Regions from separate parts of the Homo sapiens genome. Here region 2 is linked to region 1. Evidence: chromatin contacts called from ENCODE Hi-C or POLR2A ChIA-PET data. All regions are on one chromosome and are shown on one strand. The core of a region is the stretch at or near the end of the contact, and the rest is flanking DNA. Distances in the headings are between cores, read along the strand shown. Region 1 holds the start of MPC1 (mitochondrial pyruvate carrier 1). Region 2 has its middle 65 kb from the start of RPS6KA2.

What was found. A loop is a pair of places that touch in the nucleus more often than their neighbours do. ChIA-PET counts read pairs that join two places held with the same protein, here RNA polymerase II (POLR2A). Pooled maps may share reads with other maps.
Region 2: a loop to region 1 is called in a map of gastrocnemius medialis, with 4 times the contacts of the local background. The contact joins the enhancer-like site here to the promoter of MPC1 in region 1. A Hi-C loop is called at or near these places in 1 of 168 maps with a recorded cell type or tissue (gastrocnemius medialis) and 2 of 50 pooled maps. POLR2A ChIA-PET finds 5 or more read pairs at or near these places in 2 of 52 experiments (OCI-LY7 and activated T-cell).

What each region holds. Positions count from the first base shown.
Region 1 is chr6:166,380,230-166,384,984 of GRCh38, reverse strand. It overlaps MPC1 (mitochondrial pyruvate carrier 1), which reads left to right and starts at 2,045. Exons shown (of 5, transcript NM_016098.4): 1 at 2,045-2,179. The coding sequence starts at 2,109. MPC1-DT (MPC1 divergent transcript) reads right to left here and starts at 1,807. Exons shown (of 1, transcript NR_189630.1): 1 at 1-1,807. RefSeq lists silencers at 1,373-2,112, 2,263-2,362 and an enhancer at 2,723-2,902.
Region 2 is chr6:166,689,950-166,694,526 of GRCh38, reverse strand. It overlaps a transcript of RPS6KA2 not described here. Among named protein-coding and RNA genes, the nearest start is that of RPS6KA2, 65 kb to the right of the region's middle. RefSeq lists enhancers at 1-964, 4,074-4,577. Within about 2 kb of position 3,231, at least 7 of the 41 ENCODE cell types and tissues checked have a DNase peak (open chromatin) inside an H3K27ac peak, as active enhancers do; they include gastrocnemius medialis, where a contact is called at or near this core.

The sequences.
Region 1 (4,755 bases), core at 796-3,295:
CAGTGTCACTCTTGGTCATCCTTAGAGGCAGCCACTACTAACATTTCTCCAGTATCTTTGCAAACATGAATGTATATATTTTCTTTGTCCCTATGCACAATGAGTAGCATACTTTATACACTATTCAGAACCTGGGTTTTTTTCTTGAAAATAAAAAAGATATTTCATATCAGCACATAAAGAATTCCTTTATTCCTAATGGCTGTATACTAATCCACTAAACGGATGCACCATAATTTATTTAACTCTCTCCCTATGGGTAGATATGTAAACTCTAATCTTTCCATACTAAAAACAATGCTGTACACATGAAATTGCACAAACTGGCTTGTCTATCCTAGGAAATCTCTAGATGGGCTTGCTGGATCAAAGGGGATGTCCATTATTAACACTAATACACTGCGGGTCACTAATGTTGAGAATTCCTGTTCACCAAAGGCATTTCTTTTATTTTTTATTTTAGAGACAGGATCTCCCTCTGTTGCCCAGGCTGGAGTGCAATGGCACAATCTCGGATCACTACAACCTCCACCTCCCGGGTTCAACCGATTCTCACGCCTCAGCCTCCCGAGTAGCTGGGATCACAGGAGCGCATCACCACGCCTGGCTAATTTTTGTATTTTCAGTAGAGATGAGGTTTCACTATATTGGCCAGGCTGGTCTCAAACTCTTGACTTCAAGTGATCCACCTGCCTCAGCCTCCCAAAGTGCTGAGATTACAGGCGTGAGCCACCGCACCCGGCTACCAGAGGAATTTTGTTATATTTATTTGTTTTTTTTGGAGACAGGGTCTTGCTCTGTTGCCCAGGCTGGAATGCAATGGCGCAATCTTGGCTCATTGCAACTTCCGCCTCCCGGGTTCAAGCGATTCTTCTGTCTCAGCCTCCCAAGTAGCTGGGACTACAAGCACATGCCACCACGCCCAGCTAATTTTTTTATTTTTAGTAGAGAGGGGGTTTAACCGTATTGCCCAGGCTGGTCTCGAATTCCTGACCTCAGGTGATCCGCCCGCCTCGGCCTCCCAAAGTGCTGTGATTACAGGCGTCAGTCACCGCGCCCGGCCACCAGAGGCATTTTAAATGATCGTCCACATTAGAAACAAAACGAAACGAAACAACTTGGAAAAGTGAGCAAAAGCCTTCAATGTGTTCTTTTCTCTGCCTTTGTGATCCGAAAGTCGTGCTGCGGTTTATATACTCCTAGGCGAGGGTCGCGTGCTAATGATCCCTTTCTTTTCAATATGCACCCGCGGTGGGACTTACAGAACCTTTATTTTCAACACGTAAGCAGTCACGCTTCCTCGAGCCTAAGGCTTTGTGCTATTCTTAAATGCTTTCCTCCTCCGACGCTGCGGCTCCCTCCTGAGCCCGTAGCTGCAGCGCGTTGGTGAGGAGCGCCGGCCCTGGGTGCCGCCCGCCACCCTGGAGGGACCGGTCCGGGGGAAAGTGCTCGGGAGAAGCCAGGGGCCCCGGCTGCGGTCGCTGGCCCGGGGCTCTGCGCACTCCCCAGTGCCCGGAAACCGCAGGCTGGCCCAGCTTGCGGGCCGGGTCCGCCCACGTGGGTGTGGGAAGCGCAGGGGACGCGGGCCGCCCGGCCAAGGTGCCCTTGCCAGGAACCGGCGCAGACACAGGCCCTGGGCGGCGCGGGAACCCGGCCAGTCCCACCGCGCGCTGCGCCGCAGGGGCCCCACTGCAGGTCGCCCCAAGACCGCGCGACGCTCGGCAGGGCGCCCACAGTCCTGTGGGTCAGAGAAATGTCACCTCCACGTCCCCGCTGGCCGGGAGCCGCTGGAGCCTAGCAACCGCCTGCCAGCCCCGGCCCAGCCCCAGCCGTTTTACGGCAGCGGGCCCCGCCCCCGTGCGCCACCGAGGGCGGGAAGGAGGCGTGCGGCACGAGCCAGCCAGTCCGCGCCACCATCTCTGGCCCTGCGCCCTGTCATTGGCCGAGAGCCGGGCGGCGCGGCGCGGCCGTAAGGCGTGGCCGGGTGTCGTGAGGCGGGCCTTCGGGCTGGCTCGCCGTCGGCTGCCGGGGGGTTGGCCGGGGTGTCATTGGCTCTGGGAAGCGGCAGCAGAGGCAGGGACCACTCGGGGTCTGGTGTCGGCACAGCCATGGCGGGCGCGTTGGTGCGGAAAGCGGCGGACTATGTCCGAAGCAAGGATTTCCGGGACTACCTCATGAGGTGACGAGCGCCGCAGGCCGAACCCCGCAACCCGGAGGGGCTCCCGGGAGGCTGCGACCCGTGCAGTCCGCGACGAGGGCGGCCGCGAGGACGCGGTGGCCCCGGGCAGCGGGTGGGCCGGGGCCCAGGCGAGAGGGTGCGCTTGTCAGGGGGGCCCCACCCGGATCCCTCCCGGACCGCCACACCCCGAAGCGGACGGCGTAGAGAGCCGGTGACAGTGGGCGCCTTTCAGGGCGGGGGTGACAGTGGGCGCCCCTCAGGGCGGGGGTGACAGTGGGTGTCCTCTCCCGGCAGGGTGACAGTGGGCGCTCCTCAGGGCGGGGGTGACAGTGGGTGTCCTCTCCCGGCAGGGTGACAGTGGGCGCCCCTCAAGGCAGGGGTGACATTGAGTCCCCTTCAGGGAGTGGGTGACGGTGGGCGTCCCTCCTGGCCAAGGTGACACTGGGGACGCCTCTCCTGGTAGGCATAACAGTGGACGCCCTTCCCGGCCAGAGTGGCAGTGGGGACCTGGAGGGACGAAAGCGACGGCGCTCCTCAGGACAGGGTGACCATGGGGACGCCTCTCCCGGCAGGGGTGACAGTGGGCGCCCCTCAGGGCAGGGTGACCCGGCAGGGGTGACAGAGGCTCGTTCCTCTCCCATGGTTGGCAGTGGGCACGTCCCTCCGGGCCAGTTGACAGTGGCTCGCTCCTCCGGGCGGGAGTGGTTTCCTGGCCGGTTTCTACCAGATCCTCGGAGTGGGTCGCCGGTCACCTGCGGCCGTCCAGGTGTGCCAGAGGCGGCGACCTGGGTGTGGGGTGGGGAGACGCCAGCGGGAGGCGCTGCTGAGAGCGCGGCGCGGCGCTGTTGGAGCGGAGCTTCGGGTGCGCCCAGCGCGCTTCTGGGACAGCGGAAATAAAATGTGCTGGCCTTGGGTTCGCCTTTCGGTTTTCTCATTCTAAGGACTTTAAGCTTGGGAGGAAGTACAATTTAAGATGTTTTTATATACGAAATTCTGTCAACCAAAGTAAAGTGACGTGTCTCTAAGGTCATACTTTTTCTTCTTGTTCTATTTTCTGTTAACTCCTCCTTTCCAGTTAGAAACAAAGAGCATTCGCGGTTGGAAAGCCTGAAAATACACTTTCTATAATTTATTTGCACCTCTCATCTTGGGGCGCTTGCTTTTATTTCAAAATATTGAATATAACTTTGAAGCAGTTTTAGGTTATTTAGGAGTGTAATTTTAGTTAGTTTTTCAGTGTATGATTTTAAAACCTAGGTACGTGTACAGCTGCGGTTTTTTTTCGGTAGTTAATAGTGTGGTCAAGAGGTAAAGAGATGAAAGCTGAGGAGGAATAAATCCTGTTATAACCACACAAAAGGGATAGTATGAAGGCAACTTGATTTTAGCAATAAAAAAGTTTTAAATCCTGAATTTTATTGCAAATACTGTTTACTTCTACTTTTATAGAGCAGTAGGGTAGGAAAAATAATTCAGTCTGCCATATGGTAAACTTGTAAACAGAAGCTTCACTTCTGACTTTCAAAAAAAGACATTTCTATGCTTAAATAGAACTACTATTAATTAAGATGGGTGTTTAGCACTGTGGAGCACAGCAATGTATCAGATTAATGGTAGTAAAAATGTGAACAAGGTAGCAGTCTGAGGGTATGCTCTCAATCCTTGCTGTTAAGTTTCTCTACAGCTTTGAATATTACTTTAGCTTTTTACTAATGTGTTGGATACTGAGCCTTCCTAATAGGTACAGCTAAGGATAACATTGTGTGGTAAAATTAAAAATACAGTTATGACACCTAGCTATATAAAAATTATGCTGATAATTACTTAACCGTTTTCTTTTCTTTTTTTTTTTTTTTTTTTTTTTTTGAGACAGAGTTTGTCTCTTGTTGCCCAGGCTGGAGTGCACTGGCACTATTTTGGCTCATCCAAACCTCCGCCTCCTGGGTTCAAGTGATTTTCCTACCTTAGCTTCCCAAGTAGCTGGGATTACAAGCATGCACCACCACGCCAGGCTAATTTTGTATTTTTAATAGAGACGGGGTTTCTCCATGTTGGTCAGGCTGGTCTCGAACTCCCGACTTCAGGTGATCCGCCCACCTCGGCCTCCCAAAGTGCTGGGGTTAGCAGGTGTGAGCCACCATGCCCGGCCCTAACAGTTTCATTACATAGGAAGAATTTGTTAAATATATTTTCAAGGAAGAGAGTTCTGCTTTTCTAAGTGTTATATTTTCTTCTACTAAATGGGTTTCCAAGAGCCAGGCTTTTCAATAGGATACTTCAGTATATCATCTAACCTTTTTTTCTAAAATTAACTTTATGTAGCTTTAAATTTTTATACTTTCTCCAGTATTTAATTCAATTACACTTTGACTAAATAAGGAAAAGAAGAGAATTGCATTACTCGGAACAGTGTTGCCTGGTAGAGCACCACACTAAGATTCAGAAGAATGACTTACAGTCCAGGATCCCCAGCAAGTTGATCCCAGCAGACTTTATTTGTCCATCAAATGGGTTTAATGATAATGCTCTTTTTGGGTTATCAAGAAAATTAAATTGGATAAGGGATGTGAAAATAC
Region 2 (4,577 bases), core at 1,982-4,481, 310 kb before region 1:
GGCCAGGCTTTGTTCTTCGCAGTTTCAGACATTTTTTTATCCTGGACGTTACTAGAAATCTCTCCACAATTTAGTTAAGGAATCAAGAATCACTGGAGTAGTGACTTTATTGTATTGGAAGACCGTGAATGGAGAGATGGGTGAACAGAAAGAGACTACAGAGTCTTCTAAACAATATGGGATGTTCCCAGCAAGTTCACCTAAAGGAGGAGAAGTGCCAGCCAGGCCGTCCAACTCCCGCTCCTCTGTGGCCCAGGTGAGTGCTTCAACAGGAAATAAAGCAGCCGGTTCCTGTGTTGGTCAAGTGATCTGCCAAGTGAAATTCCTTCTCAAGTCTCTGGGTATCCACATGGCAAAGAACCTCCGTGTGTGGGAGGCAGAGAGCATGTGGGCCATCCAGCCCTTTGGAGATATAAGGGCAGCGAGCCCCAGTCATAAAGAGGTTCGCCATCGTCTTGTCAAAAATGACTCATAAATTCCTGATGAGCTGCAATGTCACACAATGCACAATAGAGACATTCTATCAATTTTGTCATTTAACAGAATGGCGAGAACTATCGTTAAGGGAGAAAGGAATTTCTTTGAGGTAGGGGACAGAGGGATGTCTAAGGAAGAGGTGAGGTTCTGGCCTTCACCAGCAAACCACAGGAGTAACCTGTGCCTAAGGGGTGTGTCTAAGCTTGGTGAGTGGAACTTGTTTTTTATGAGTTACTTTTATTTTTGTGGCCTTTCTCCCTCAAATTGCTGACTCCAATTAAGCTGTTGTTTGGGAAAGCCCAGGACAAAAACCTAGTGGACACGGCTAGAGTTTCAAATTGGTGGCACACTGTATTCACAAGGATGCAAACGACATCATGTTAAATTGCGGGGGAGGGGGATATTAATGGTGCAGACTTTCTAAAAAACTGCTGGAGACATTTTATGAACAAATTGAGTGTACCCTCGATCTCCCTGGCCACAGACCAGGCGAGAGATCCTGGCTAAGTGGACTTGGAGCAGTCCACAAATATGGAACAGGGAGTCCTCCTGGGGCTTTGCGATGGAGGCGCAGGACCCTGAGTGCACGGCTGAGACGCTCCTTTTTTCCATTTCTTTAGTAGAGGCCCTGCTGATGTGCAAGGAAACCAGAGTTTTAAACTTACAAAAATAGAATCTCCAGAAAAGACACATAACTAAGGATATTAAAAACAACAAGAATCACTTCCGCGTGTTTAGCAGCTTGATCTGCAGCCTTCTCAGGAGTGGAGAAGGTCCCAGAACATCTGGATTTCACAGGCAGTGATAGGAGGCAAAATCCAATCGCTGCAGCACCTCCTGCGAGCTGCGGTGCCAGGTGCTCCTTCTGATTTAGGCTGGAGACAGGCAGACTTGCAAGGGAACAGGTGGTCAATTTCGCTAAACTTGCCACCCAACGGAAAGAGTAGCCCTATATTAAGCACTTGACTCTGAGGTGTTGGACTGAGTCAGTTACTAAAAGTGACATTGTCATATCCTTGCTGCAATCAACTGCCTCTTGCCCTCTCCTGAGTTTCGGATGATCCCGAGTGACAATTAGCCTGAATGTTTACATACTCCCGTGGAGGTTTGCTCTCTGAAATGTGGAGGAGTGAGATGCTCCATGCTTGAAGAGAAAGACAGTGTGGCTCCCTGGCCAAAATCGTCATCATTTCTAACTTAGGCGACATGCTCTCTCTCCTCCGCCAAGCCTTCTCTAAGTTCTATGGGATATTGTTAGTAAGTACCCTTGTTTACCTTGTTAAAAAGCACTTTGGAGCCTGCCGTGTTGTTTGGTTTTGTTTTTAAGATGGTTCCTGATCCGCTCTGGAAGCCAAACAGGCCAGTTAGTTATTATTTGGCATAATAACGGATGACATTTGTAACTTTTTTTTCCTTATTTCTTAATATTTTACTTAATATGCAGCTTAGAGTAGGTTTTTTTAGCATCCAATTTTCTCATGTTTTCTGTCCTTGTTTATTCTACTTTATTCTACTTTGTTCCTATGTATCTTTAAACTTTGGCTTGCAAAAGTTTCCTGCTCAGCAGAGCGTCTGCTCTCTGTCCAGTGTTATTCTGTCTTGTCCTTGAGTTTGCCATGGCTGGGTTTCCATCGTCCATCTCTGCACACGCTGGTCCCTGGGTTCGACAGAACACTTTTCTCACAGCATCTTCTTCTTGGGCATATATTCAGTAGGGGGCGATTTTAGTTTATAGCTTGAGCAGAGGTAGGAGGATAAGCGCTGTTTGCTTCTTTTATTTTTTTCTGACTACTTCTTTCCTTACTTTTCTTTTCTCTCTATCGCCTCACTTTATCCCTTTTACTCTTCTGTTCTTCCCTTATTTTATCTTCCCAAGACAACAAATCTTGACAGGGGACACTTGTGGGAGGTGGAGAACCCACACGTCCACTTCTCTGCTTCTTCCTCTTCCATGTCATTTAATTTTAATGCACGCTTGTGAATCTGCAGTTCTTTCCCCCAACACAGGACGCCCTGACCTGTAACTAACTCCAGAGGGAGGGAGGATTTCAGCTGATGGGTGACTGCTCCTGGGACACGGGGAATAGCTGCCCAGGAGCCTGTGGCCTGTGTGGCTTCCTCCCGGCCTCACGTGCTTCTTGAGCTCTCATTCTGGTCTTTGTTTTCTTTTGCTGGCATTTCAATTTCTCATTTCCTTTCCCCGTGTAAGGGTATAGAAGATGGATAAATAGATAATTACATAAATGCCTGCAATCTAGTTAGCATTGTTCTTTTGTAACATGCTTTTGCCTCAAACCAAAGGAGCCTCCACTCCTTTTGAAGATGAAATATTTAGATAGGGGCCTTAGAAAATGTCACATATGTCATGGCACGCATGGTACTAATGGTGGGGTGCAGGTAAGTCGTGTCAAAATGTGGAGTAAAGTTAAGAACACATCACGGAGAGGGTCGGAGCTCCCTGGACTCTGAGGGAGGAGGGCTTCTAACAGGGCAGCAGGGGAGGCCCGGGCTGAGCACAGTACCCTGAAAACCGGGAGGTGAGATGCGCTTGTGTGCAGGAGAGAGAGCCAGGAGCAGGGGAACAGAGAGCTTGGCGGGGAAGGTGTCGGGCGCCTGGGGCAGGGAGTGACACACGAGAAGAGTTATTTTGGGAATAGCCTGGCAGGTCTCAGGCTGGACTGGAGTGGAGAGAGATTAAAAGCAGGAAATCGTTTTGAAGGTTGTTATAGCATGAGTGAGTCATAAGATGAGGAGGGCCTAACCTGGCATGCGGGCCGTGAAAACAGAGAAGGAAAGAATCCAAGGAACTCCTGAGGTCAAGTCCTGGCAGCACTCTTAGTGGAGGCTAGAACCCGGGGCCGTAATTTTCAGGGCAATCAGATGGCAGAGTCAGGTATAAAAGGAGAAGCAACATTATGACAGAGCGCAGGTCTCCCGGCATGAGTTGGCAACGCTTGAATCTTCTAGAACCTACAGTTTTTCATTTTCTATTTTCGTTATGGTTTAAAACCATCAAGAATATATTATATGGACTGTGTGCTGTTGATTATTATGCTGTTTACTGTTGATGATCACATTAATTATTTATTTAATGCTTTCATGTAATTAATGTCCTTTATAAAACATTATAATCAAGATGGCATGCCACAGAGTAAGCCCTGTAAACACCTGTCCACAGCATGCCTGTTCAGGGTCTCCGTGGTCAGAGATTTCCCCTGAGAAAAAATGAGAATTCTAAGACTTGCCACAGTGCAGGGGCAGTGTTTGCTAAGTAGATGGTGTACGTCCGTTTTATAGCTGAGGAAACTGAGGCTTATCTAGCGGAAGGGACTTTGAGGAGTGCAACCCAGGGAGTCTCACTGTGGACCTGCAGAGCTGAGCCCCCGTCCCCTCCTGCCCCCAGGGAGCGGATGTGTCCTCATCCACAGAGAGGAAAACCAAGGCTCACGGAGCTGCATCGAGGTGTCAGAGGACGCCTGGAGTTCCGACGCGTGTCTTCGAGCTCATAGAGGGAGTTCTTCTCCCTTTGAAGAATCCCGAGAACTGTGTAAAGCTGTTTGGCACCTTGAGACATAATTCTAGCCACGCAGGTGGCTCAGACTGTCTGATCTTGTGATAGACACTTGATGGGAATCCTGTTGCCTTTCTGTGCTGACATGTCTGTATTTCCGTATTGCCTCTGGGGCTAGGATGCTCTGTCAAGGAATAGACCAGTTTAGCCCTGATGGTGTGGAATGAACAGGTCTCAGTGGTGGCCCTCAAGGACTCACTCTGGATGTAAGGACAGCTTGACACTCCCCTCCCAGAGCAGTGGATTTATGTGAAAAAGCTGTGGGAGAAAAGACCCCGTCACCCCAATGCTGGGTGCTCACGTCAGACTGGTGGGTTGTGATGTGGTCCCAAAGCAGCCTCACACTTCACCCTCCTCCCTCCACCCCTCAGCTTGGTCCTTCCCCTGACAGGCCACCTCCAGGGCTCCCAGAGCCCCTCACCCAATCCCTAGACCGGAGCCATGCGGTGGGATTGCGGGACCGTGCAGCTCTGCCACCTCCTTGGGGAGGGAACGCAGTGTGGACTCCTTGGCCACAGCAGCAGGACCA